Linked DNA regions of Mus musculus: all the other regions are linked to region 2. Evidence: chromatin loops called from intact Hi-C (ENCODE). Cell type or tissue: left cerebral cortex. All regions are shown on one strand. Links, peaks and the distances in the headings refer to the core of each region. The heading gives the core; the rest is flanking DNA.

What was found. Hi-C counts contacts between places; a loop is a spot of excess contacts. Peaks named below come from ENCODE experiments on the same cell type or tissue, not always from the same donor. Only the 100,000 strongest peaks of a DNase experiment are listed, where the experiment ranks them.
Region 1: a loop joins it to region 2, with 2.2 times the contacts of the local background. A loop is called at or near these places in 2 of 42 quality-filtered maps.
Region 3: a loop joins it to region 2, with 3 times the contacts of the local background. A loop is called at or near these places in 4 of 42 quality-filtered maps.

What each region holds. Positions count from the first base shown.
Region 1 is chr1:37,556,039-37,565,896 of GRCm38, reverse strand. No RefSeq gene overlaps it. Among named protein-coding and RNA genes, the nearest start is that of Mgat4a, 20 kb to the right of the region's middle. In left cerebral cortex, for the core only: no CTCF peak of the experiment used is centred there; DNase peaks (open chromatin) are centred at 3,829 and 5,352.
Region 2 is chr1:37,630,584-37,640,441 of GRCm38, reverse strand. Cracdl (capping protein inhibiting regulator of actin like) reads left to right here. Exons shown (of 10, transcript NM_028096.1): 3 at 2,413-2,581; 4 at 8,491-8,626; 5 at 8,960-9,121. Among named protein-coding and RNA genes, the nearest start is that of 4930470B04Rik, 18 kb to the left of the region's middle. In left cerebral cortex, for the core only: CTCF peaks have their summits at 4,043 (motif pointing right) and 5,586 (motif pointing right); DNase peaks (open chromatin) are centred at 4,055 and 5,599.
Region 3 is chr1:36,739,489-36,749,346 of GRCm38, reverse strand. It overlaps 4933424G06Rik (RIKEN cDNA 4933424G06 gene), which reads right to left. Exons shown (of 9, transcript NM_001374322.1): 6 at 6,971-7,069; 7 at 4,686-4,836; 8 at 2,776-2,985. The coding sequence ends at 2,853. It overlaps Gm33533 (a long non-coding RNA gene), which reads left to right and starts at 4,555. Exons shown (of 7, transcript XR_865346.3): 1 at 4,555-4,893; 2 at 9,006-9,858. In left cerebral cortex, for the core only: CTCF peaks have their summits at 2,703 (motif pointing right) and 4,557 (motif pointing right); DNase peaks (open chromatin) are centred at 2,694, 4,607, 4,724 and 5,597; H3K4me3 peaks cover 466 bases; H3K27ac peaks cover 762 bases.

The sequences.
Region 1 (9,858 bases), core at 3,077-8,076, 75 kb after region 2:
AGAATTAACAAATAATAATAATAATAAGAACCTGAAAAAAGTTGTTAGATTTCTACCCAGATTCCTAGTTGAGGGGGGCATGGGGCATGACTTTTAGTCTTGTGTTATTTGAAATCTTGTGATGTAGTCTGTAAATAGAGAGTCAGAAATCTCCAACTGGAGCCAAGATCCCAAAAGTGCCTCCCTAAAAGCCCAGGCGGCAGGAGAATGCAGTTATTCATAAGCTCATCCCAGGCGCCAGGGAGGGGTCCGCTGACATTCAGGCAGGAAGCACACACAAGGTAATTCATTCCCGAAGAACATCGGCTTGTGATGTGAATTATTCATGGATTTCTCCACAGCACCCTCCAGTTGACATCAGGGCAGGACTTAAAGTCCCTCCCAACTCTCCTGCTGGGCATTTAGACACAAACAGGGTCACCACCCATCCTAGCACGGGCCTGTCAAACCACTGACACCTAACTGGCCATTACTATTCATTTCTTTGTGTATCTGACAGAGTCAGAGGATTCATCTAGCAGCAAAGCCAGATAACTTAGGAAACAGATGTATACTGTACCTCTTCCCACAAAGAACTTGGGTGCCACGTAACGGTAGGATGGCCATTGTAGAATTTCCAAAATTGTCCTATGGCCAGACATAACAAATTTATACAGAGCTCAAGTAGTCATACCAATGAAAGTCTTAAGCTGTGAGGCAGCAGAGTGTGCTGGAGGCTGCATCCAACCAAGGAGCCTGGGCCAGCTGCAGGGCCAGCTGCCGCCAGACACCCAGCAGATTGTCTGGATTTCAATGTAGACATCTGAGTTATTTTAAATCATGAGCTGGACTGACCTATCAATTAATTGATCCAATTTTGCTGGGCTGAATCATGTTTCTCTGATTTTAATTCATTTATTTTTAATATCTATGTATCTATATATCTATGTATGTATGTTTGTATTATGTATGTATGTATGTATCTATCTATCTATCTATCTGTGTATATATCTATGTATGTGTGTATGTATGTATGTATGTATCTATCTATCTATCTATCTATCTATCTATCTATCTATCTATCTATCTGTGTGTGCACATGTGTGCATGTGTGTGTCATGCCATAGCATGTATGTAGAGGTCAGAGAAGAACCTTTCATGTGAGTTCTGTTTCCACCTTGCTTGAGGCAGAGTCTCCTGTACACTACTGTGTGTGTCACGCTAGCTGGTCTGGAAGTTTCCAGGGATTCTCATGCCTCCATCTACCATGTCATTATAGGAGCACGGCCACTGTGCCTGGCTTCTACACGGGTTCTAGGAAATCTGAGTTTGGGTCCTCACACTCATACAGCAAGCTCATTAGCCACTGCACCTCCATCCAACCCACAAGTGGTAGTTTTTCATGGGCAGGCACTCTAACCTCTACTACTGCATATGCTTCCTTCCACAGGGTGTGGCATCTGAACCGATTATAATTCCCCAAATCAGACACCAGTGTACCAAGTCCATAATTGTTCCGGACAGTTCTTCCCATATTCTCCTTGTTTCTCAAAGTCCTCTGGACAGAAACTGAGCAGAGGAAGCGTGAACAGGAGCCAGGGTTGACCCTTCTTTGATAACATGCCCTCATCTCCAAGAAGACGTAGACCCATTTTCTTTCTTATCTTCTGTGCTATCAGAGTGACAGAAGCTCAGGAGAGAAGGGATCAGGTCTGGAAAGTCTCTTTGTTTTACGACAAAACTAGATCCACTTTCACTGTGTGGCGGAGACCTCACCTTGCCTGGCTCCCAGCTCTCTTTGTCTCATGATCTTTGGAGTTACTCTTTTCTTTCTGGAACTTCTTTGCATATGACATTTTAAACATCTTTAGTCTTTCCTCTGCCACTCCTTTTACTGTCGTACCCACCCATCTGTCTGCCCACCCAAGCCTCCCGTCCATTATTCCCTCTGCCCTTTCTCTCACCAGCATTCTGTGTTCTATTAGTCCCTTCTCTAAAGTCTATCTTTCCTGCCTCCCTACCAATAGTCCCTTTCTAGCTTCCTCCATCCTGTATGTACTCCAGAGTAAACCACACACCTAAAGACTCAATGTGAGATTCCACCCATCAGTGAGAACAGGAGAGACTTTTTCTTTCTGGGTCAGGATTACTCCACTCAGGATAATATTTCATAATTTCATTTTCTTCTTATAGATGAATACAATTCCATTATATGTAGGCACCACATTTTCATTATCCTCTCATGAATCGATGGGCACCTGGGTTGTTCCCATCTCATACCCATTGTAATTAGAGCACCAATAACACAGATGTGCATGGGTCTCTGTAGTAGGAAATAGAGTCCTCTGAGTATGTCTTCAGGGCTGGTATAGCTGTGCCATGTGCTAGATCTATTCCTGTTGGGTTTGGGGGAAGGGACCCTTCTTACTGATTTCTACTGGGGATACAACAATGTACATTCCCACTAACAGTGAGTATGGGTTCCCAGTATCCCAAACCTTTAAGCATAATTTAGATAAATGACACAGTTTGTTTAGCTTTTTAATCCTTCTCCGGTCACATGATACACAAATTAATTCCAGGTAACAAGAAGCAAATCCAGATTGTCTTTTTTTCTAGCTGACAAAAGCTACATTTTTACAGGATACAACAATATTTTTTTTATGTACACACTCATTACAGAATGGCTGTTCCAAGCTAAACACCTGCAATCCATTCTCTTGGCTATTTTCAAGTATACAATATTGTCTTGGTTCTTGTTCTGTTGGTATGAAGAGACACCATGCATGACCAAGGAAACTCATCTATAAAAGAAAGCATTTGGTTGGGGGCTTGCACACAGTTTCAGAGGTTCAGTCCATTATCATCATGGTGGACGCATAACAAGAGGAATGGTGAGCACATTGCTGGAGAAGGGAGACACTGGGCATGGGATTTTGGAACCTCAAAGCCCACCTCCAGTGACACACTTCCTCCAACAAGGCCACGCCTCCCAAACCTTCTAATCCTTTCAAATAGTGCTAGTCCCTGATGACCAAGCATTCAATTATATGAGCCTGGGGGGCAGGGCACACATCCTTTTTTAAACCACCACACCACACATGTATTTTCATTAATTTTAGCTATTCAACTGTAAATGAATCTCTTGAATGCATTCCTTGCCTCTAACAGGCAGTTTGTGTCCTTTGGGTAACTTCTACCCTTTTCCCTCTCATTCTCCTGCTTGAATAGGACTTTGAAACCATTGCCCTATTCCTTACTGGGAGGAATATCTTCTTCTCTGGGTCCACACACAACCAAGATGCTGCAGTATGAGGTTTGGCTCACTGTACTTAGTCCCTTGTTGCCAATGACAGAATTTCCTTCTTGAGTGTTTCATCTCACCCTGTTTATTTCCTGAGCTATCCATTGATGAACATTTGCATTGCCTCAACTTGGCCACTCTAAACAATCCCACAATGAACATGGGGGTGCAGATGTCTCTTTAACACCCTGATTTTATCTCCTTTGAAAAGTTATACTTAGTAGTGAGAATGGTATACCATAGTGTGGCTGTAGTTTCAGTTTTCCAGGGAACCTCCATTCTGTCTCCCACAATTTACTAATTTACAGAGGCACTGAAGGTACAATGGGATCCTCTGTTTCCTCAAAGTCCACTCTCTGTTGATGCTCAGTGGTCGGCATTTTAGGAACTAGTCTATTAGTGCAGTAAATGTTCATGTACTTTTGGGGAATTGAAAGAAGACAGTTGCATTTTCAGGAAACAGACTTTAAAAAAAACGATCAATGAAGCAACATTTGCACTCACGCAAGTGCCAGCATGCCACAGGATGTCTGCTGGGGTCATCCAGCTGGGGACCACATGGAGAGTCAATCTCATAGAGATGTGGGCAGGTGTTTGACTACATGGGTCAATATAGCAGAAGAACAACTTTCTGTAAAATACTGTTTCTGGATGGGAAATGCAGTTTTCTGTCACCTGAGTCCCTGCTATATGTTTAGAATCTGTTGTGTCTAGTTGTAATCACTGAGTCACAGGGCTGGTGGGACTTCCTTATCTATGGCTAGAAACCCCAGTACAGAAATTTCTGTCATCATCTCTCCCTGATTTTGGAAATAAGAGAACAACTAAACATGCACACATTTTTGCCTCTGTGTTTTGTCATGGTCATAAACACCTTCATTTTGTTGTTTGTTTGTTTTGAGTTAGGGTTTTACTATGTAGCCTTGGCTGGCTGAGAACTCATTCCGTAGATCAGGCTAGCCACAAACTCATAGACATCTGCTAGCCTTTGCCTCCTAAGTGCTGGGATTAAAGGTGCGTGTCACCACACCCAGCCTTATTTTTGCAATCTCCTAAATTAACTATCTTTAAAAAAATATATTCTGTTCTATGATGGTCAGTTTGTATCCTCAACTTGACATGCCATGAAAATCCTATGGGATGAGAGTTTCAATAAGAGTTGGTCTGAATTAGGTTGGCCTGTAGCATGTCTGTGGGGGAATGTCTTAAGTTAATTAGTATAGGATTGACCTAGCCCACCATGGGTGTCACCATACCCTAGGCAGGCAGTTCTGAACTGTATAAAAGTGGGAAAATCAGACAACACAAACAGGAGACTGAGGGCTCATGCATTTATTTCTCTCTTGATTATGGGTGTGATGTAGCTAGCTGTTCTACCATCTTGACTTTGTGCCTATAATGGACTGAAACTTGGAATTCTAAGCTAAAACAAATCCCTTTCCTCCTCTAAATTGCCTTTTGTCAGTGTTTTAAGCATAGCAACAGAAAAGTAACTAAGATGCTATTAGATTGTGCTGTTGTTGCTCTATACTTTGTAACTTAGTTTTGTCTAGCAGCCTTAAGTTCCAGCTTAGAGTCTAAATGTGGAGTGTGTGTGTGTGTGTGTGTGTGTGTGTGTGTGTGTGTGTGTGTGTGTGTGTGTGTATGTGTGTGGGGGGGGAGGAGAGAGAGAGAGAGAGAGAAAGAGAGGAAAGAGGAGAGAGAGATGAGAGTTGTTTCAGATTCAGACACCCCAGGTTTTGGGGAATACATGTCAAAGGATACTGTGATCAGGGGCTGTGGCTGTTTCTCTACCCGCTCCAGTCCTCAGAAACATTTCCCTGGATGACTTATCCCACAGAAACACATCACAGTGCCTGACTTTCTCAGGGATGAGTTGTCTTGTCATCGTCTGCTCTGTGTCCCTTAGCTTTGCTCATTGCTGAGGCAAGGATTCTGACAATCTGCCTTCTAGCCACAGTCAGTGGCTATAAAGCTGTGCCCCTGGCTGGTGCTGGCTGCTCCCATATCTTTACCATGTTTCACTACTGGGCTACATGATCCACATTTGGCTAATTAGTCACCTTCCCTGGGGTTTAAAAACTGGCACGGCCATGTGTCATTACTGTATCACAGCATGGGAGTTATAGAGCCCTCCAGCGTCGGCTGGTGTTGTAGAGAATTATTTCTTTTTTCAGGCACTTTAAATTTGAGGGTAGGGAGAGGATTTTTGGTGGTTGTCAAAGATATCTAAAAGTGTCTGCATTTTTTCTTTCAGATTCATCTCTTCCATACACTCCCAGACAGTCTGCCAATGTATTTATACTGATTACCCTCCCACCAGTAGTAGCAGAACTCAGAATCTTTTATGCTCATTTTTACTTTAGCCATTTTCTATCAGTAGACAGTAGATACGTGGAAATCCTATGAAACTTTAGGTTTCATTTCCCTAATTACAGAGAAGTTTGTGCAGTATTTTGAGTTTTTTTTTTAAGTTTATGGGTATCTCTGTGTGTGGTTTATATGTGTGTGTGTGGTTTGTATGTACATGTGCACATGTATGTACATGTATGTACATATGCACATGTATGTGGTACCTACAGAGGCCAAAAGAGGACATCAGATTCCCTGGAGCTGGAGTTGCAGGCAGTTATGAGCTGGCTGATGTGGGTACAGGGAACTGAGGTCAAGCCTTCTGGAGGAGCACCCAGCCTTCTTGACCTCTGACCCTCAGGCTGAGGTCATAGGGTTTTGTCATAATGAGGACACAGGAAACATGATGGAGATGCATGCTCTGCAAACAGTTAAAAAAAAAAAAAAGCTGCCAGTCAGCAACTGACCCACTACACAGGGGAAGCAAGAGATGGGCAAAAGCTGACCCTGAGACAAGAGCTGCTGTCACAGTAAGCAAAAGATGCTATACTCCAGATCGGGGATATGGGGTTGTATTTGTTAGAGACTAGGTGGTCTCATCCGTCTTGCCTTATAGTGGGTGGCATCATGGCAAGGGTATGTTTGAGAGAATGTGTGTAATGGCACAGGAAACCTGTGACTCGGAGGAGGGAGGTTCCCTTCTGTCAAAAACAACAAAACAAAACCCCCCAAAAACCCCAAAAATCAGCCAAACAAACAAACAAACAAACTGACTCAGCCAGGCAGCAGGCAGTAGGCAGTAGTAGCACACGCCTTTACTCCCAGCACTCAGGAGACAGAGGCAGATGGATCTCTATGAGTTCGAGGTCAACTTGGTTTACAGAACAAGTTCCAGGACAGCCAGGGATTGTTATACAGAGAAACCGTGACTTGAGAAAACAAAACAAAACAACAACCACAAAACCTACCACCACCACCACCAAAACCCTGACTCATACAGAATTAATATAAGTCCCATAAAGACTAGGTTAAACTCAGTGCTGGCACCTGCTTGTAATCCCAGATCAGGAACAGAGGCTAGAGGAGTGAGTGGGAGGCTAACCTGGGCTCACGTAAATTCAAGGCCAGCCTGAGCTCCCCAGTGAGTCTCTGTCCCTTCTGAGGACCATGTTCCTTTGACATCATCACCTTCCACTCGGCCCCATCTCTTGGAGATGCCACTGCGTACCATTGCCACATTGGGGACCAATTTTACAACACAGGAACCCTTGGAAGACACACCATCCAAGCCAGAGAGAAGTATTTGGGGGAATATGGTGAGTTTGGTTCTGGGTGGAAAGGAATGGCACCTGGACCCTCCCATCACCCTCAGGCAGAATACTCTGAGCTAGCTATTTCAGACTCTGCACTCAGACAAAGAGACATCCAGTAGCTGGGACTCCAGATGCAGAAAAAGGAACAGACATGGGGCCCCGAGAGAGATGAGATCAGAAGGGTCCTCCATTCCACCAAACCCTGATTCTGGCCCATCAGGGGACAGGTACAAAGTTCAAGAGCAAACAAGCAAGGGCTGGCTGACTCAGAATTGGGAGAGACACCGCTTAGCCTTAGGTCTTAGGCACAGCAGAGGGCTGTCCTCAAAGGACCTGGAGAATTCTGTGGTTCTGGGTGTCAAACTTAGGAGCTGGGGTCCTGGATGAACTTGCCCAGCCAGAAGGAGAAATAATGTCACTCTCCCACCGATGTCACTTGAACCCACATCCTGGTGCCTTTCTGCATAGGAGACTTTCTATACTTACCAACATAGGTAGTTATTTTTTAAAGGTTAGGGTCGCAGATCACATATTGGCTACAAGTTGCTTTTATTAGGCTGAACATCCTCATGATAGCTACAGAGTCTGAGGTAAAGCAGGGCAACTATCAGGAAGGCTGTTTAGGCTCCTGGGGGCTTTCCAGCATGGTGGGAGAAAGCCCCCTATGTGCTGACTGAGAACACCCTCTGTCCCAGCCCTTCCGGACCACTCAAAGCTTTGCTGATTTTAGTCCACATGAAGGACATGTGTACAAAGACTCACAGAGGCTGAAGATGTCAGAAAACAAAGTAAGAGAAAGGAAAATAACTTCTCCACAGGTCAGCATTTCTCTGTGGCACCACAGAGGGGTTTGTCGACGTCTGCTGCTGGTCCTGAGTGCTTCCCTCTGATGCCAGGAGGAGTTTCTCTATCAGATATGGAGTCCAGGAGGCCTTGGAGTTTCAGGTCCAGGCTACCCAAGGGGAAAAGGTTGCCAAGAAACACATGTCCCCACGAGGTAGCTGCTGTATTTTGTATAATAGTTTGCTCCCTGAACTCAATGGGAGTTTAATTCCTGAAGTCTTACATGAATGGGAATAAGGGAGCAGGAACGTCACCCTACTGTTGTATTTAGAGGTAGGGATATGGCTTATAATAAATTAGATCACTAGAGTAGGGTCTTTATGAGGCGAAGGCACCACACAGATAGGGGCATGCACGTAGTCCTGGTATTGCACAATACAAAAAGCATAGGCTTCATCAGGCCTGGCACCACACTGAAGGGCCTTGGGCCACGCAGTTGTGAGCTGAATAGAAGATCCTATCTCACCTCAGGTATTTCAGCAGAGTAATAGGTTGATTAATAGGGTAGCTGATGTCATTGTTATTTTACAGGTGTGAAAATCAGGCTCCTAAGAGTTCCTAATTGCTAGTATATTAATATATGTAATTAACACATGCCACATAATAGTATATTAGCAAGCTTTAATACTATCATATATTGCATGCTACTATACAGAATACTAATATTAACATCTGATATGGCATACTAATATGATATATAACACATAACATTGACATGAAGTACACATATTAATGGAATATAAGCCATAGATTCATATGCAACTCAGATGCCGGATACAAAGTCTATGATGCAAACTCTAAGGTCTCATCACAATGGTTCCCTTTAAGAGGACTAATTAAAAGAGTTTCACCGAGTCTTTCACACGGAATATGACGACCGTATTTATTGCATCTTGTTATCCTGCTACTTTAACGTTGGAGAAATTAGCTTCTGAGTCAGACTGTCAAGTCTGGCTCGATGGCCTGGGCCTGTTAGTCTAGATACTTAGACGGCAGAGAGAGGATTATGAATCCAAAGATCTCCAATTCAGTGGGCAATTTAGTGGTGGTGTACCTCCCAGACGCGATTTAGATTCAGTCCCAATGGGGAAAGAGAGAATGAGCATGTCCATTTTGTTTTTTTCTAGAGCATGTGGCTCCCCTCGGTCTCCATTCTTTGGATGTGATAATGGGTCAGTGCTATCTATGGAGCTTGTTGTTCCAAACAAGCTTGTCTCTCGCTCCCAGCACTCCCTGCTCTCCTGACTTGGGGGGAGGCTCAGCTGCTCTTTAATCTTTTTTTTTCTTTTTTCTTTATTAAGTATTTTCCTCATTTACATTTTCAATGCTATCCCAAAGGTCCCCCATACCCACCCCCCCCCAATCCCCTACCCACCCACTCCCCCTTTTTGGCCCTGGTGTTCCCCTGTACTGGGGTATATAAAGTTTGCAAGTCCAATGGGCCTCTCTTTGCAGTGATGGCCGACTAGGCCATCTTTTGATACATATGCAGCTAAAGACAAGAGCTCCCGGGTACTGGTTAGTTCATATTGTTGTTCCACCTATAGGGTTGCAGTTCCCTATAGCTCCTTGGGTAATTTCTCTAGCTCCTCCATTAGGGGCCGCGTGACCCATCCAATAGCTGACTGTGATCATCCACTTCTGTGTTTGCTAGGCCCCGGCATAGTCTCACAAGAGAGAGCTATAACTGGGTCCTTTCAGCGAAATCTTGCTAGTGTATGCAATGGTGTCAGCATTTGGAAGCTGATTATGGGATGGATCCCTGCATATGGCAGTCACTAGATGGTCCATCCTTTCGTCACAGCTCCAAATTTTGTCTCTGTAACTCCTTCTATGGGTGTTTTGTTCCCATTTCTAAGAAAGGGTAAAGTGTCCACACTTTGGTCTTCATTCTTCTTGAATTTCATGCGTTTAGCAAGTTGTATCTTATATCTTGGGTATCCTAAGTTTCTGGGCTATTATCCACTTATCACTGAGTACATATTGTGTGAGTTCCTTTGTGATTGGGTTACTTCACTCAGGATGATACCCTCCAGGTCCATCCATTTGCCTAGGAATTTCATAAAT
Region 2 (9,858 bases), core at 2,784-7,783:
TGCAGGCAGATTTCTGAGTTCAAGGCCAGCCTGGTCTACAAAGTGAGTTCCAGAACAGTCAAGGGCCATACAGAGAAACCCTGCCTCGAAAAAACCAAAAAAAAAAAAAAAAAAAAAAATTGTGAAGTAGAAATTGACAACTAAAGAAAGGTCAATAAGACCTTCGTCTGTCTCTGTCTCTCTCTCAAATTATTAGGACAAATTTATTTATTTTAAAAATTAGTACAGATATAAAATATAAACTCAAAATGAAAATGGCAGAGCCCAAATTGCCAGCTCTAAAACAGAGAAGAAAATACCCTGTTTCCTGAGCATTATAGGAAGTTTATGGAATCAGTCAATACGTGAAACCATAAAGTAAGTCTCAACGGATTTGAATAGAACAAACTTCAGAGTGCCTTATCGCACTCCAATTAAATTAATGACGGAGAGGTAGAAGTTTGCCAAGTGTTTGGAAGCGAAGACATGCCTTTCCGTAGGTCACATAGATCTAAAAATGTATGATTGTGGACATCAGACAATACTTCAAACCAAAGAATAATGACAACACAAACTTTTATGATGTGTAGAACTTAACAGATCTAGAGGGAACTGTATTTCCTGAAATGTATGTATTAGCAAAGAAAGAGAAGGTTTTAAAAAAAAAGAACCTTTTTTAAAAACAAAATCGTAACTCTGGGCCTCGGGGTGTGGCTTAAGGGTAGAGCTCTCACCTGGCTTCCGGAGCCCTAGAAGAGCTAACTCTTCACAAGCCATCGGTGTAGCTGACCAAGGAAAAAGGAGGCACAAATAATTAACACGGGGCATGCACAAGGACATACCACCACAGGTGCTGTGGATGCTCGACACAGCAGTGCGTTTCCGTGGTAACTTTTGCCAGGAAATTTGAAGTGTTAAGATGCAGATAAATCCCTATGTGTGTGAGACAACAGAACAGACTGAAGAAGTAACATGGGTCGGTCCTGTAGCTGTTTAAGAGGCTGGGTCACAAAGTCTAGGAGGGGAAGATTAACTCTTGAGGTACGTGTGCATGCATGGATTTAGGTGTCTAGATCCATGCAGTGCCTGCAGTGGCCAGAAGAGGGTGCCAGGTCGAGAGAAGCTGGGTTTTTCCATTGGCATAGAAGCGCTCAGCTGTCACACTCTGCTCTGCTTAGCCACGCTCCCACCCCCTGAGCAGCACCCGGGTGTCAAGGCAGGAGGCCTGTTTACTTGTGAAGGTCTCCAGGGACACCTAATAATATGTTGACTACTTGAAGGCCAGGTGGTGTCCCTGTCAAACGCAAAGACTTCCCGAGAGACTTTCAGCACAAGCTCTGCGTGGAGAACCATCTGCACGCAAGATAAACATCCCTTGATTTACAAGGAAGTTTCCATCGGACATTGAGAAAACTGCCGTAGCAGGCTTGTCCCCTCTGGAGCAATGACATTTGCCTGGCTCTTGCTGGCAGAATCTCAGGTTATTCCCCACGTGAAGACAAGGTCATTTCAAGTTCCCGAGGGGACTTTAGCACAAAGACAATTAAAAGGACCCTCTCTTATATCTTAAATCAGTTCTATGTGGAACTTACTTAATAAAGCCGCCTTAGACAGTTTTAGCAAACGTCGGCTGTGTCACATGGCAGATCTGTGTGCTCGGGTTCTCTTCCCTTTTACCATCCGGTCTTACAGATACTCTGAGAAGGACAGAGCGTGGCTAGAGCTGTCCTGGGGCAGTCATGGGTTTCTGGCCTAAGAGGCCTTGTGGGCAGGAATGAAGGTGACATCGGAGGAGCACACTCTGACCTTACCACTGGAGCAACAGCCACAATTATTTGCTCATTCTTCTTACATACCCACCCCAGCACGCAATTTTAAAAATAAAATAAATCCTTAAAAAGTAACATATTAGGAAAAACAACTTGGATTATCACACAGCTTTCACCTCCTCTGACGTTATGTGTACGTTGTGTATGAAGTATTTACGATGCATATTGCAGAGATTCAAAGAACGTGGTACCTGGTGAGAGGAGGGTTGCTTGGATTTGGATTCTTGTTTGTGAGCAGAGTTCTTGGTTCATTTTCTAGTTGGAGAGATGGTTCAGAGGCTAAGAGCCCCGGCCACGCTTCCAAAGGACCCACATTCGAGTCCCAGCACTCACGTGGCAGCTTACACCCACCTTGTAGCTCCAGTTCCTGGGATCTGGTGCTCTCTCAGCATCTCTTTGGGGAGTGCATGCATGAAGTACACAAATAGACACACATCTATACACATGCATTTTTTAATTATTTTTTTAAAGATAGAAACCAATATTTGTTTCAGGGCTGCAGACCTTATATGTCGTGTCTGTAGTATTCTGAGCCCCTGGTTTCTGCTCACCTGCGTCCCTCGCACACCTGCACCGCTAATCTTTCTTCTTGTCATCTGAATAGGAAAGAAAAAGTCGAAATTTAAAACTTTTAAGAAGCTGTTTGGGAAGAAGAAGAGAAAGGAATCCCCCTCACCCACAGGAAACAGCGCCTGGAAGCAAAATCCGGCCAAGAGCGAGGTCATTGCCGTTGAGGAGTCGGGGCCCGTGTATGACTCTGAAGATGAGCTGGAGTAAGTTGCTCTCATGTGCGTCTGGCTTGTGAGCCTCAAGAGGAGGGGGACACCGGGCACAGGAGGTGTCCGGAGCTCTTATCTTCAGTGCCTTAGGATCTTGTCTGTTTCTGAGCTTCCTCCCCACCTGGGTGATGTGAGAGCCTTGGGAGTCTCTTAGTGCATGGTGTGTCTATTAGCTTTTCCAAGCACAGGGATGGAGAAAGGTGGGGGAAAGCTGGTTGTGTACTTGCTACCTGCTGGGTGTGGGAACCGTTTAAAAGGTCACGGTAATTGGGGCTGGAGAGATGGTTCAGTGGTTAAGGGCACTTGCAGAGAACTGTGATTTGCTTCCCAGCACCCACATGATGGCTGAACCATCTGTAACTCTAATTCTGAGCTCTCTGACGCCTCTGAGAGTCTACATGTATGACACATGTATGTACATGCAGGCAAATCACTCAAAAGCATAAAATAAAACTTTATAAACTCTTTTAAAAAAAAATAAGTTCACAGGCTGGAGAGATGGCTCAGCAGTTAAGAGCACTGACTGCTCTTCCAGAGGTCCTGAGTTCAATTCCCAGCAACCACATGGTGGCTCACAACCATCTGTAATGGGGTCCTATGCCCTCTTCTGGTGTGTCTGAAGATAGCGACAGTGTACTCATATACATAAAATAAATAAATCTAAAAAATATACAGAAAGAAGTTCACAGCTATGCCTGGGAAGATGGTTCTGTGTAGGTCTGTAATTCCAGAGCTCCTGAAACAACACGGGAGGCAGAAGCAGGCCTTGCTCCAGAAGCTCATGGACGAGCTGGCCTGGGGTTTGGGGAAGGGGTGCGAGCTGGCCTGGGGTTGGGGGTGGTGAAGCTTGCCTGGGGTTGGGGGGTGAGCTGAATAACAAAGGACCTGTCCCAAACAAGCTGGAAGGAAAGGACTGCCATCGGAGCTTGCCTCTGACGCATACCTGGGTACTGTGGCATGTGTGCACCCAGAGATACAGTTTTTTTTTTTTTTTAAGAGCAAAGTAGCTGCAAAAGATTTGAACCATAACAGAAATCAGCAAAATCAGCCAAAAGCGACCAGGTAGGCTGCCCAGAATCTCACAGAAAGGCAGGACTGGGACACGGACCCTGGTTTAAATTATCCAAGAATGCCCTAAGACCTGGGACACAGTACCAGGAACACACATCTCTGGACTTGAACGATGATTAAGTAAGGGCTCATTCTCTAGAGCAAGGCCTGTGGATAACAAGGCTATGGCTTTTTGTCTGGACCTAACTAATTCAGATCCACTGGGGATGGACACTCAGGCAGCTCTGGGGGAACAATACTTTTATTTTGTAACTTGTAATTCATCACAATACAGCTGTGTGTCTCACAAGGTTGTATTTTGGACTGAAGAGAAGAGGAGGAAGCTTGAAATATCTTTTAAACATCAACTCTCATGTCAGGGTAAAATGCTAGCCAGGAGGATATCGCTCTAGAGGCAGAGAAGTTACACTGGCCACTTGGTGGAGCTGTAAGACTGAAGCTGGAGAACCAGTGGTCCTGCCCCCCACCCCCCCCCCGCCTCCCCCCCCCCCCCAAGCTAGCTTGAAGTAGAAGGGGGTGGTGGGGGTGGTAGATGCCTTGTATGACTGCAAAGTTGTTGGGGAAGGGGCAGTTCTGGCTAGCCCAGGGAAACTCTAATCCTACCCCCATCTCCTTGTGTTTAAAAAACAAGCCAGGAAGTAATCTCTCTAGCCACAAACAGGAACGTAGCTAGAGGACCAGGCTCTGGGGATGCAACCCATACGTGTTCCTTTTCATAGGAACCCAAGGAAAGTGGGACAGGGCCCTTGATATCTGTCTGTGACTAGCACACAGTAAGAACATGATTGACGTTAGTTAATGAAAGAAAGATGGTGGGGGTGCCGGTGGAGAGACAGACAGCTCAGCAGTTAGGATTGCACACCCTTCTACAGAGTGCCTGAGTTCAGTTCTCAGCACCTACACCAGGTGGCTCACAGCTGTCTAACTCCAGCGCCGGACTGTAATTACAGGCACCTGTGCTCTCGTGCACCCCACCACCACCGTGTGTGTGTGTGTGTGTGTGTGTGTGTGTGTGTGTGTGTGTGTGTGAGAGAGAGAGAGAGAGAGAGAGAGAGAGAGAGAGAGAGAGAGAGAGAGAGAGAGATTGAATGATTGATTCAGGATAAAAGAAAAAAGAAAAAATTTAGCCGGGCTTGGTGGCGCATGCCTTTAATCCCAGCACTCGGGAGGCAGAGGCAGGCGAATTTCTGAGTTCAAGGCCAGCCTGGTCTACAAAGTGAGTTCCAGGACAGCCGGGGCTACACAGAGAAAACCTGTCTCAAAAAACAAAACAAAACAAAACAACAAAAAAAAACAAACAAAAAAGAGAAAGAAAAAATTTAAAATTTAAAGGTGATTAGAGACCCGGTACAATGAGGTTCTAGAGGGAACGATGACTTTTTCCAGGTCAACACTGACGAACAGACAGTTTCTTTAGTTTCTGTGAGAATCTGTCATCAGACTCTGCAGCAACTTCTGCAAGGTCACAGGCAGATGGCCTGTGCTGGGGTGTCCTGGTGCTGGCTTCGTCAGTGACAGCCCCCTGGGTCCCTTTGCCTACAGAACACCCTGCTCTCTGCATCTGCCCTCAGTACACTGGAGCTACAGCCTTTGTTCTCCTGATTCTATATTGGCTCATAGTGATCTAGATGATCGGTTCTCAACCTGTGGGGCTCTACCCCTTTGGGCGTCACATAGCAGATATCCTGCATATCAGATATTCACATTGTAATTCATAACAGTAGCAAAATTACAGTTGTGAAGTAGCAACAAAAAATAATTTTACAATTGGGGAATACCACAATGTATTAAAACATCTCAGGGTTAGGAAGGTTGAGAACTGCTGCTCTAAAGGCCTAGACGTTGAGCTTGGAGAGATGTGTGGCCTGCCCCTGTATCAAAAGGCAGATTTATTTATTCTGTACTGTGTTCTGCCTGCATGTACACCTGCAGGCCAGAAGGGGGCACCAGATCCCATTACAGATGGTCGTGAGCACCATGTGTTTGCTAGGGATTGAACTCAGGACCCCTGGAAGAGCAGACCACCTATCTCCCCAGCCCTATTCTATCAATCTTAATCCTGAGTGGTCGCTGTCATTACTCCCCGGTTTGTATCTGATGCCCTTAACATGTAGATGGTCCATTTCCTCAGTGCAAAAACTGTGGGTTTCTAATTCCTCTGTTCATTTTACACATTGCTGGGTTTCTTCTATGAAGAACTTTCCTTTATCAGGAGCAGGAGAGATGGCTCAGCAGTTAAGAGCACTTGTTACTCTTGAAGAAGATCTGGGTTCAGTTCCTAACACCTTCATGGTGGCTCATAGCCATCTGTAACTTCAGTTCCAAGAGATCCGATGTCCTCTGATCTCCTCAGGCACCAGGCATGCATGTGCTATCCATCTATGTAGGCAAACCCTCACATGTGTGTAAATTAAATAAATCTAAAATTTTTTTTAAAATAGCTTTCCTTTGTCAACTTCATGAGAGCCTGAAGTACAAGCTGTTCAGGGAAAACAAACTAATGCTTGGTTGGTGTTCGAGTGGTGTCTGCTCCCAGAGTAGTCCCTGACACTGCCACACCTAACTGTGACCAAAAAAAAAAAAAAAAGTTTTTTTTTCCCTCTAAAAGATCATTGTGAACATTGTATTTTTTAAATTTTTTAAATTTTGCTTTATTTACACAGAATTCTATGTAACCTAGACTGGCCTCAAATTCACTGTATAGTCAAGGACAACCCTGCACTTCAACCATCCCTCCATCTTCAGAGTGTTGGGATTATAAGTGTAAGCCACCACACCCAATCCCATGCGGTACTCCAGAAGGAACATTGGGCTTTGTGCATATTAGCTGGGCACTCTACCAACCCAGCTCCATACACATCGACCCCAAACACTCTGATTTCGAATATATTTGGTGTGCCTTAGTCCATAACAGTCTTTATTCATTGTCTCATCTTGCGATGTGAAGACTTCCTTCTGATTAGCTTCCCTCTCTTTGGTCGTGAGCCCAGCCATTGCTGAAAGGTTCCTTGCTTTCCTGCACAGGGAGACGTCCCAGTTCAGTGCTGTATGCTTCCTGGCTTGGATCTTTTTCACAAGCTGTGTTTCCTTCCTGTCAGAGAGAACTTGCCTTGGAGATCACGGCATGGGTGTGGTGGCCAGGATGGCTACTCAGCTATAGTGTCTTCTAGACCACTACTGGGTAGGACTAGGAAATAGGTTTATTTCTGAGAGAATTCTGAGCAGTTTCATTCCAGGGGAGATGAAACTTCTTGCTTTATTTCCCTGTATCCTGTTTCCTGTTACACGGAAAAGCTTGGCTTGTGATGAAATTGCTTTCTGCTTTCTTCCTGTAACAGTGACTTCTCTTTCCCCATTTCCACAGCGATCCTCCTGCCTCTCACTCCCCAGTACTGTGCCATGATATGCCATTGTGTCTGCTGTAAAATTAGGCTTTCCCCCCCTAGTCTTAGAGATTTCCCTCTTGGATGGACTTTGTGTCTTGTTGGGTAACACACTGTATATTTCCAAAGACAAAATTGTAACTGTTGTTACCTTTCACACTGTCTCCCTATCCAGTTCTTTCCTTCCCACTTAAACCACATTCGTGTATCTGCCACTGTATCAGTTTTTATTTTAAAAACCATTAGCAGGCATAGTACTTGCTCAGCATGTCTGCATGTTCCCACTGCTCTGCCCAACTGATGTGCCACATTCTTCTGTCCCGTGTGTTCTGGTAAGCACACGCCAGTTACACCTGGACTGGAGATGTTTGGGCAGTAGTTAGGGATTCCAGAGGGTGGACCCAGGCTGTTGACTGTAGGAAGAAAATCTAAGTGCATGCATGTCCTTGGCATTTGGAGCGTGTGCTCTGTGGGCTGAGTCCTTCTGAGTGTCTGTGAAGATACACCCTTCCAGGCACTCTGGATTTCCACTTGCAGGCTAGAAAGGAAACACCATTGAGCTGGGATGCTCAATGGAAGAATACTTTCCTGGTGAGTGCGCGCACGCACACACACACACACAATGCACACATACATATAGTATTACAACACAGTTGGATATGCAGTAGGACAGGCCACACCTTCAAGTCCCCAGTGCCTCATAGAAGACAGGATGCCCAAGGAGGACAGGGTGGGGCTGGTGCACACAAGATGTCCAGTGCATGCAGAGGCCGCTTTCCTTCCTTAACTGAATGTCTCAGCCACCTCCTTCCACCTATTATTCAGCAGGCTAGGGAGTTCTGACGGCTAATTCCCATATCCTCTGAGAGCATTTTATGAATGTCCTGGGACTTTCTTTGAGTCAGGTCCTTAGACGTCAGCCGGGCTTCCACTCTTCCGGTCACAGCACAGTTGTGGGATACACAAACCATGCCAGATCATCCATGCAGAGAGCATCTCTACAGGCCTGCAGTTCTTGTGTCTATGGTCTGGACCATCTTGGGGAGATGCTGCTGTGCCTCCAGCCTCCAGCTTATGGGCCCCACGTTAGCTTAGCCCTCAGCCCACAGCCTCACATTCCCAGGGCACCTGAGACAGATTCCCACAGGACCCAGCCAGCACCAGACTTTCCTCTCCACAGGCTAGTGACTCGGACCTCACGCCTCCAAACTTTCGGTTTTTTTCCACTAATCAAAATAATCCACAAGCTTCACATCTCTTAGGAAAATGCCCCTTTTGTAGGTTCTGACTAGTGTTTGACGGTGAAAGGGACAGAGAAGCAACTGCTAACTGTGTGTGACAGAGGGCTTTGGGGGGATCACATTAATTTATCCCTTCTCTCACTCTGAGTCCCTAGGATCAGGGGCAGATGGAGGTGGTGGAAGCTCACAGTGGCTCTTTTTATCCTAGGGAGTCCAGGGGTACTATGGGCAGCCGGGCCCTCTCCCACGACAGTATTTTCTTTCCTGAATCGGGACAGGACCCTGCTCGGCCCGTGCGGGTGTTCTCCCAAGAAAATGTGTGCGACCGGATCAAGGCTTTGCAGGTAAGGGTTCGCTTGGCACTCTCACTGGGTGTCTGTCCAGTGTTAATCTAGAAGTTTCTAAGTGATCTCAGCTTAGCATTTTATACAGTTGAAAGTCGGGTCACAGGTTCTTCACGGGTCTCAGGCATGCAAGTTAGTCACATTCTGACTCACTGTTGGTGACTGCCTAAAGAATAAGGACAGTGGTGAGGGAGCTGGGGACAGACATTCAGGTCAGGGCACTGTGCTAGGGTGCTGAAGTTATTTCCTGAATGAATGAATCAGAGCAGGAAGATTTGTTGCTAGCTATTGTTGATGAAAACACTAAGAATGGTTACTATTCCCTCAATCTAGTTAAAGATACAATGTAACGTGAAGATGGGGCCACCGCCTCCAGGAGGCCTTCCTATCAAGCGGGCAGAGGAAACCGGCATGAGTTCTGAGGATGACGGACTGCCCCGCAGCCCCCCAGAGATGTCCCTGCTGCACGATGTGGGTCCAGGCACAACTATAAAGGCGAGTACAGTCTGTGCCCTTGAATATTTCCATCCACTCCTGACACTAAGCATTGATAGAACTCTGGAGGACCCTCCATGTCTTCCAGCAAGGTCTCTTGAGTGAGGGAGACTGCGCTGCCGTTTTGTGCGGTTGTGTGGTCAGTCTGATGCCATCTGCTCTGTGCCTTATCTTTCTTGTCTGAGCAGATGCCCAGACCCAGAAAAGAAGGGCAGGGGCTCCCTCTCCTCTGCATCTCCCCTCCCATGGCAGTGGCCAGAGCACAAAGAGAAGAGTAAACACTGAATTATATTCAGCCCTGTTCCTGAGTCCTGACCGCAGAAACCTGTTGGTTTGGGCGAGTCACATGAAGCCCTCAGGGTAAAGGCAGCCCAGGGAGTCTGACCAGCAGTGTCTGACCTCAGCCACTGCAGGAAGTGATCCCAACTGTTGTACCCCCATAGACTCCATTTCACAAAGAAACACCCCAGCATGTTCATGGGCTACTTTTGTTTGTGGTAAGAATGTTAATGTACACATATATAGAAGACAAACAGGATGGCCATTTTCTCCATATTAGTAAGCCAAGCGAAGGGCAAATGGGAATGATCCAAATGATATTGATCCTTGAAAAACAAGTAAAAACAGAGTTGGTGTTTGATAGCTGGGCATCCTTGGATCCCGTTCAACCCTGGCCCTGCCAGGGCGTTGTTTACAATGTAACTGTAGAGTTACCACTTCTGGGCTGTTTGGAATTG
Region 3 (9,858 bases), core at 2,044-7,043, 890 kb after region 2:
TCTCAGGTCCCTGGAACTGTAACCCCTGCTCCCACCCCAAAATACCCTCTCTTCCTTAAATATTACCGTGGTCATGGTGGCTTTGCCATACTTTCTGTCTGGTTCTAGGCTACCCCACCATCAGGGACTCTCCCCCTGGAACTGTAAGCCAGAATAAACTCTATGTTTTTTAAGTTGCCTAGTCATGTGCTTTACCCCAGCAAGAAAAGAAATTAAGACAGGCAGTTTGGCTCTATGGTTCTCAACCTGTGGGTCTCGACCCCCACAGACGCCGTGTATCAGATGTCCTGCATATCAGGGGTTTGCATTAACGATTCATAACTATAGCAACGTTACAGTTATGAAGTAACAACAAAATAATTGTATGCTTGAGGGTCACCACAACAGGAGGAAATCTATTAAAGGGTCGCAGCATTAGAAAGACTGGGAACCACTGCCTTGACTGGATTTAGATTCCCCCATAAGACTGCCGTAGTGTACTTTTGAATGTGTCTGGGCAGGTGTTTCCAGAGAAAATTAATTGAGGAGGAAAGACACACCCTCAAGGCAGGTGAAGCCTTCCAGTGGGCAGGGAGCTGAAGAAAATACAAAGGAAAGGAGAGAGACTGCCAGCTGAGGCTCTGCACCCTCTTCCTCTTTGTTTCCATGTCAGCCATGATGTGAATAGCTCACCTCCCCCACAGGAACCACTGTTTAGACACACGGGACCGACCAACCAGTGACTGACCCTATGAATAAGTAATATTTCCCACCTTCAAGTTGTTCTCTTGAGTTATTATTGGTCACAGAGACACAAGAAGAGAAAGCAGACTGAGTTTAAGAGGGCTTCCTGCCTCTTGCAGAGAGGCTCCAAGTTTGGTACCCATGCCAGCTAGCTGGCAGCTACCTGAAGCCCCAGCTCCATTACCTCTAACCTCATAGGATAGCCAAAGTCATGTGACTTTGTGCATACCTCTCCACACACATAAAAGCACAAACAAATCTTTAAAAATAAATACATAAATAAAACCTTGAAGCTTGCCCTCTTTGGTCCCCACCCTCCTCTATGGTGTGGCCTCTTAAAGGCACTACAATCTTCCAAAACAGCACCGTCCACTGGGAAGTGTGCTCAAACGCAAGCCAAGTACCCTGCCCTGTTCCTTCATACTCCATTAGCACAAGCATCCAGTGGTCCAGTCAAGACAAGTGGGTGAAGGGAAGCATGGTTGTAGAACACACCTCACAGCTCTACCTCAAATGCCTCTCCATGACGAGACTTTCCTTGCCCACCCCTCTCTGGGCACAGGGCAGGTGGAAAGCACGGTTCAAGTCTGCTAAAGTCGTTGTCATTGTTAACGCTGAGTTCTGCACATATCTATAACAAGCAATACTTCTGATGTTCATCACCTGTAAATGAACAGACTCTGGGATGGGTCAATTTGACCCCCCTAATTAGCATCGTTGGCACCTTCTCTTGTCGCCCAAGCTGCTTGTGAGCAAAAGGACTGTGGATCTTAACAGCGTCATATATGCCAGCACTGGCCATCTTAAATGCCCTGCTGATGCCTTGAGACAACTACACAGTTCACAGGCGTGCTGAGGTCCTAGTGAAACAGTTTGTGCCAAACTTTCTGCAGTCACATAGTGAATTAGTTCCACTTTGGCTAACTACCCCTGGTGGAGTGACTACTATGGCCCCAGGGCAAGCCTGTGATTGGTCCAAAACATAAGCCTGGGGGAACGATTGACCCCAACAAATTGCTGTGATTGGTCCCAAACAGCCCTTCAGGATTATTTAAGCAGGCTGCTTTGCTCTCTCGGAGCTGGCTGTGGGGCAGTCTCCTGTGCTACGCAGGATTCCTACTGTTACAGTGTCAGATCCAATAAGGTCTTCTGCATGGTCTTGCTTCACTGACTTTAGTGTAGTCTGAGCTAAAATGAAGCCATGCAGCAGAAGGCAGCCTGTGTGTGACAGCTGAGCCAGCGAATGCCTGAGGCCAAGGCTTGATCAAAAAAGATCCTGGCAGGTAGGTGAACGCAACATCACTCAGGGTCACGTTCTACCCAAACACAGCCCAGCCCAGTGTTGTCCTCAAACCCAGTACTGCCAAGAGTGGGCTTCCAAACTGCCCAGTGTGAAGTCCGCAGTCCCAAGATCAGGGCCCCAGCTCAAAGTTCCTGTAACGACTGGTCAGCAGTTGAAGACGCCCAAGCATTCTCAAAGCAGTCCCAGTGGCTGGTGCTGGACCCACCACTGATCCACTTAAGAAGTGACATAGTGGTGGCTTTGGTATGCCATGCAACAGGCAAAGTAGCTGCCCACCTAGACCTCCAGCCCATTCTCCAGCAGCGCCCACAGGCCTGAGCTAATGTAGCTCTGCAAGCATGGCGCTACTGCCCAGGACCCGCTAAGAATCCAGGCTGGGAATCCCACGAGCCCACTAGGATTCTGCTCCTAGTGAGAAAGGATACCCACCCCTTAATGATCGCAGCCACCCCCAGGACCCATTCAGAAACTGCAGCTCCACTTCTCAAATGCTGCCCTAACGGAGGCAAGTATCCCCTCCCCAAGTTATCCTGGTGATAGGACTGACAACGGAAGGAACAGTTTCCAGTGGCTGAGCAGAAAGAAGCAGCAAAGTGGAAGTAGGGATGAAGCTGTCAAATGCATGCCCACACGAGAGGCGTACACGAGACTTATCGCTAGGGGGCGCCACCCGCCACTGCTTCCACCCACCCGCACTGATGTGAAGCCCACATTTCCAGAGACCAGCTTTAGAAGAGTTTCTTGCCTACCTTGGACTTCTATCCGGGTAGCGCAAAAGAACTCTCTGGCAGTGGCTGGGTGGCCGTTTGCTGGCCCCTCCACCGGCTCAGACGAAGGAATTGTACTTCAGGTGCTTCGGCTTTCCCATGAATTTTTTGAGGTCCTTATCTTGGGAATTTTGCCACAAAGACTTCCCATTCATTATAAAAATATTGTATGTCATGTTCGCTGGAGGATACCTAACATGAAGAAAACAAACCACCACACGGCTCACTAAACACACAGGAGGGCCACTGCGGTTTCTGATGGATCTGAATTCTATTACCTCAGGGAAGGTCTGTCCTGAATGACAGGCCCTCTGACCCAGGGTCACAAGGTGCCTCTAGGAAACGCCTCCATTGCTTGCTTTTCTCCCCACCCCCCCCCACCCCAACACACACACCCACCCCCAACCCCACCCCCGCTCATCCTAACCAGTTTTTTTCCAAGAGAAAATAACTGATCCAAGGATGGGCCCTGGTCAGGTCTGTAAGGTGAGCCAAGCTTAATTTCAGACCCCTCAAATCCAGGTTCCCCAACCCTGTCTCAGAAGAGTAAGCTGGACGTGAGGTAGCTGTTGGCTAGTCTGCTTGGGTGGACTACGTGCCAGAGGCCTTGGCACTTAGAGAAGGGAGTGATAAGCTCTCAAGGAGAAAGTTAACTACCACAGCCTCAGACCCAAAACAAAGGGTGACAAGATGAGTGTCACCACAGGAGGTGGCCTGTAGCTGGCTGCCATCAGGAATGTGTGTCTCAGAGGATGCAGAGGGGCGCATATGCTGTTCTTTCAAGTTATTTGCTTCTGCTGTCTGCCTAAGGTCCCTGTCTGTGCCTAAACCCTGTCTTTGCCCCCTTGAGGTTCCTGCTGTGCCAGGCATTAACCCATTGTTGACAGGATCGTGAGAGTGTCTAGGAAGACAGAGACAGTCTACTAGAGGAAGTCTAGTCAGCACAGGCAAACCAGCATACACTGACTGGATTCAGCCTCGCTCTCTCCCCACATCCACCCCCCCCCACTCTGCACCTTCTCATAGCCGTGCTTTGCCTTTTTTGCATCTAGAGTCTGTAGCCAGGTGTGATGTCGCACACCTTTAGACCCAGCATCCCAGAGGCAGAAGCAGGTAGATCTCTGAGTTGAAGGCCAGCCTGGTCTACAAAGTGAGTTCTGGGACGGCCAGAGCTACACAGAGAAACTCTGTTTCAGGGGGAGGGGGAGGGGAATAGATTAGTTTCCAGTCTTCTAACCAGAAGCTCTGCCATCTCCCCTCCAGTTTCCTCTTGGTATGAGGAAACCTGGCTAATCTGTGTGGCCTTGAGAAGTAAGTCAGGGACTCCAGAGTTTCAGAGTGCCTCAGAATTGTCAGATAGTGGCTGAAACCCATCACCTGGGAACTTTTATTGACCATGCTAGGAGATGCCAAGACATAACAGGAAGACATTCCTGTCTTCCCAACATCTGTGATCTGTAAAAAGCAACTGTGCTTCAAACTCCTTGAGTCATTTGTTTGCTTAAAAACAACAACAAAACCCACTTTTGGGGGGGTGGGGAGTTTGAGACAGGGTTTCTCTGTGTAGCCCTGGCTGTCCTGAAACTCACTCTGTAGACCAGGCTGTCCTCAAACTCTGAAACCCACCTGAATCTGCCTCCCAAGTGCTGGGATTAAAGGCGTGCGCCACCACTGCCTGGCAAAACCCACTTACATTAACTTGCATGTATGGGTGTTTCGCCAGCATGTACCGAATGCATGCAGTGCCCTGGGAGGCCAGAAGAGGGCACTGGATTCTCCTAAAACTGGAACGGAAAGTGGTTATGACCCACCTGTGCAGAACGGAACCTGAGCCATCTCTCCACCACCCAACTTCTCGAATTCTTAGCAGACAGATGCCAAGAGCCACTCACTTTGTCTGTCTCCGCCTTTTATATGTGACCAGTGTGAACACCACCAGCACCGTCACCAGGAGGACTGCTGCCATGGCAACGGTAGCAGAGATGATATTCTTCTGCAGGAAGCTCAGCAGCTGTCCGCACGGCAGACTCTCCCTGGAGGCACCTAGGTAGGAAGACACAAGAGCAGAAGCTAGAGGAGGCCTGAATCCATCCCTGACAGGTGACTAGCAACCAGGACAATCCGGTGGGCGGCCTTGCTCAGAGCAGAAGTATACATACTAGCACCTCAGCCACTGGCTTCAAAAGTCCAGCGGGGGAAGGGACAGGCCTTGCCGCCAGTGACAAGCTGAGATTCAGAGGGTGTGGGCTGACAAGCAGCAGCACGTTCATGAAGAAGAATGAACAAACCATAGGGTGCAGGAAGTAAGAAGACAGGAGGTGAGGTCCGTGGGGAGGCAGAGCGAGGAGGAGGAGGTGGAGAGGAGGCAGGAACGTCCGACTTCAAAGGCTTGGAGAATCACGGACAGTGTAGTTCAGTGGTAACCCAATTGTTTAACAGGCTGGAGACACCGGATTAAATCTCCGGCACCGGAAACTGGACAGCAAAGGGCAGAGTATTTGAATTACAGCTACTCACCTGGCAGTGGCCAAAATAACTCTCTATTGCCCCCTTCTTCCTGCCCCACAAGCTTTTAGAAATTCTACTGCAGATTCAGTCTGCCTTGTGTGTGTAAGCATGATTGGTCATCTTGACTGTGATCTTGATACAACGGAGACACACACAGGAGATTAGAATGAGTGCTCGTGTGTGTGTGTGTGTGTGTGTGTGTATGTGAGAGTGTTCCCATGGCTGACATGTGAGACAGTGACAGAAGGCAGAGATTCATCTTGAATTTGGGTGGCACTCTCCAAAAGGCTAAGAACCCACACAGAATAAAAATAGGAAAGGAGGGAGCCAGCCAATGAGGGGAGGCATTTTCCTCTACTTCCGGCCAGCATGTAGTCAGTGGCTGTTCTCCACCATGCTTTCTGCCTTATCAGAGCCTCAGATCAAGGGGACAGCTGACCATAGACTGGCACCTCTGAAATCCAGAGCCAAGATAAGCTCTTGAATTTGCTCCTCTCACATATTTGCCACAGTGATGAAAAACTGACCAAGATTGTGATTTGAAAGATTCCTGACTGTCATCCTGTGTAGATGGTGCCAGAGATGGCCTTGACTTCTGACAACCCTCTGGGGACTTTGAGAGATCACAAGGCTGGCTTTGGAATGCCAGCTGACATTTGTAGACTTGGGGAGTGGGGCGTCTCTGATTCCATTTATAATCTGGTCAGAGGAAGGGGAGGGTTTGAAGACTTGGGAGAAAAGATACGTTGAGAGGAAGGAGCGTCCGAGTGACGAATGCTGAAGAGATTGGGCAACACAGGCAGAGAGTGCTGCCCAAGGGCTGTCTTGGGTTAGGGGGTAAAACCGGAGCCCAAACCTTCCTCCCAGGTCCATGAGGAGTATCTCTGAGGGCTATGCTGCAAAAATTCAGCACTAGCAAGTTTAACATTACATTTTCTTTATTTTGTGTGTCTGTGTGTGTATGTAAGTGCGCCTACACTCGCTATGCACGAGTGTAGCCAATTTGTGGGAGTCCGTTCTCTTGTCCTGCCAGGAGGGTCTGGAGGATTGGACTACAGTTGCCAGGCTTGGTGGTTAATTCCTGAAAGTGAGGAAGGAATAACAGGGTAGACGGAGCGGCTGTATGGACAGGTATAGTGGGCACGGTACCAGCATGGGCTCAGCCTCTCCCCACTATCAACAAGTGCAGGCTCAGTCAACCCAACAAGAAGGAAGAAGCCAGACCCCTAGGAGATTAGATTAACCTAGGACAGCCTCAGGACCCAGCAGGGGCAGCGCCTCAGACAAGGATCCCACATTCTAAATGACCCTGGCTTTCTAGAAAAACAAAACAAAACAAAACAAAACAAAACAAAAAAAACATGAAAATCCTTTAGAAAAAAATGATCAACTTTTTGAAATATATTTAATTCATTATGTGTAGGCCCTATGACTTGTCTGTTTTCTGTTTTGCTTTTTAGACAGTGTCACTATGTAGCCCAGGCTGGCCTTAAACTCATGGTCCTCCTGCCGCAGCCTACAGGAATGTGACCCACACGAGCTGTCTGCACATTTCTGCAGGCGATTTAAAGGTACACTGACTCTATTCGGCTAAAATACCATGAAATAAAAAAGACATGTTCTGGAACCCTCCATACTTGAGACTTAGAGCATATTTTAAGGATGGTACCTCGGGTGCTTTTTTGGAGCGTTTCGTTGTCTTCAGCGGTCAATTGAGGGCTCACGTCCCTGTTGAATAGAGATGGCTCTTTATTCTCAGCACTATGAGCTACAGAAGACAAAAGAGAAGGCGAGATTGAATGCCACCCAAAGGTCCACATACTAAAGGCTCGGTCAGGGGGCTCTCTGACAAGGTACCAGAACCTATAGGGGGTGGGGCCTATGGAAGGTTTTAAGGCTATGCCCTAGAGGATTCTGGAATTCTACCACCTCCTCCTCCTCCTCCTCCTCCTCATCTTCCTCCTCCTTGTCTTCCTCCTCCTCATCTTCCTCCTCCTCCTCCTCCTTGTCTTCCTCCTCCTCATCTTCTTCCTCCTCCTGCTCCTCTTCTTCCTCCTCCTCCTCATCTTCCTCCTCCTCCTCCTTGTCTTCCTCCTCCTCATCTTCCTCCTCCTCCTCCTTCTCCTCCTCCTCCTTGTCTTCCTCCTCCTCCTCCTCTTCTTCCTCCTCTTCCTTTTCCTCCTCCTCCTCCTCTTCTTCCTCCTCCTCCTCATCTTCCTCCTCCTCCTCCTTGTCTTCCTCCTCCTCATCTTCCTCCTCCTCCTCCTTCTCCTCCTCCTCCTTGTCTTCCTCCTCCTCATCTTCTTCCTCCTCCTCCTCATCTTCTTCCTCCTCCTCCTTTTCCTCCTCCTCCTCCTCTTTTTCCTCCTCCTCCTCATCTTCCTCCTCCTCCTCCTTCTTGTCTTCCTCCTCCTTCTCCTCCTCCTCCTCCTTGCCTTCCTCCTCCTTGTCTTCCTCCTCCTCCTCTTCTTCCTCCTCCTCCTCTTCTTCCTCCTCCTCCTCCTCATCTTCTTCCTCCTCCTCCTCATCTTTCTCCTCCTCCTCATCTTTCTCCTCCTCCTCCTTCTTGTCTTCCTCCTCCTTCTCCTCCTCCTCCTCCTCCTTGCCTTCCTCCTCCTTGTCTTCCTCCTCCTCCTCCTTGCCTTCCTCCTCCTCATCTTCTTCCTCCTCGTCTTCCTCCTCCTCCTTCTTCCTCTCTCCCTCTGCCTCTCTCCCTTTCCTCTCCCTCTCCCTCTCCTTTCTCTCCTTGGACATGGAGAGTCAGATTTGATCTCTCACACACTCCTACCATGTTGCTCTACCTCTCCACAGGCCCCAGACATGGAAACATGGGCAGCCATAGGTTAGAATTTCTAAAGGTGTCAGTCAGCATCTTCTAAGCTGATCATGCCAGGTATTTTATTATAGGGATAGAAAGATAACAGTAACAGTTTTACTATGCTCATTGGCCAATTCTGTTTTTATAATAGAGAAGCTTGTGTGTTGTATGTGTGTGTGCACACATGCACGAACGTGCATGTATGCAAGTGTGTGTGCATGTGTGTCATGTGTGTTCATGGGTGGGTCACATGTGCACCCTTGGGTGTGTGCATGTCACAGCACATGTGTGGAAGCCAGAGGACAGTTTTCACCTTTTGTATTGTTTGAGACGGGGGTCTCTCTGTTGTCAGCCACTGTGTACCAGGTGAGCTGGCCCTGAAGCTTCCAGGGACCCTCCTGCCCTCACCTTCCATCTCACCCCTGCAGCACTGGCTCACACACGCACACGCACATACTCCCACATACAGCTTTCTGTGAGTTACGGAGATTCTAGCCTGGGTCCTTATATTGTGTGGCAAACACTTTTGCCCTATCCCTTAAGCTGCTTTTTCTAGAGTTCAAGGAAAGAGGAAAGGGGGGTTTGGAGGAGTTTTTGGGTATCCTAAAGCACATAAGTATTTTGGTTTTATTTATAAGCCAGAGCATTCACCCGCTCATGGCTGAGACAATGACTCTCATACGGAGGGCTTGTTGAACACCATTGCTGGGCTCCGCTTGAGAGTCTCTGACTCTATAGGTCTAAGCAGACTTGAGAGTGTGCATGGCTCACAGATAGTGCTGCTGCCTGTGGGGACACAGGGCATCTAGCCTGGGCTTGAGCCTCTCTGAGCTCTGGTTTCAGTCTCCATTTGTATAAAATATAGATGCTATGACTTGCCCTACAGGTTGCAGAATGTTTGTGCAATCCACAAAGACCTAAACAAAATGAGAAAATGAACCACACCGAGATATCTACTGGCAATCTCCAAACGACATAACGCCCTTAGGAGAAAGAGGCAGGTTTGGAAATGAGAAACCTTTGCATTCCGGCTCTGCCTCTGGCTATCCGTGACCCACGTGAGTAAGAGGGCTGGCAAAATCCCTGGGGGCATTTGGTCCAGGGAAATGGGAGGCCAAGAGCTGTCTTTGGCAGGCATGGGAAGACCCCAGAGACATTGTTATATGTGATCTGAGCTGTTCCATGGAACAATCTAGAAGCCATGGGCAGGAGCTCAGCCTGATCTTCATGGTCTGTGTGAATTGGAAAGGAAAACTAACAAGAACAAATGGGCAGGGTCAGAAAGTGACTTCCACACCCCCAGACAACCTCAAGCCAAGCTGTGGTTCCAGCGACAGGGAGATATACCTGAAACCTTGATAGGAAATGGTGGCAGGGGTTGGTGGGTAAGCTTCCTGAATCTTTGGGCAGGTTCACAAAGGAAACAAGACTAGTTGCTATGGAATGAAGGATATTAAGTGTGTGGTAAGAGATTCCCCAACGTTCTCATCATTTTTTTTTAAGATTTATTTATTTATATGTGAGTACGCTGTAACTGTCTTCAGACACACCAGAAGAGGACAACAGATCTCATTACAGATGGTTGTGAGCCACCATGTGGTTGCTGGGAATTGAACTCAGAACCTTCAGAAGAGCAGTCAGTGCTCTTAACCGCTGAGCTATTTCTCCAGCCCAGTTCTTGTCATCCTTAGAAAAGAAAGGGATCCATTCATTTTCCAAGTTGGCTTAAGATAAAGGTT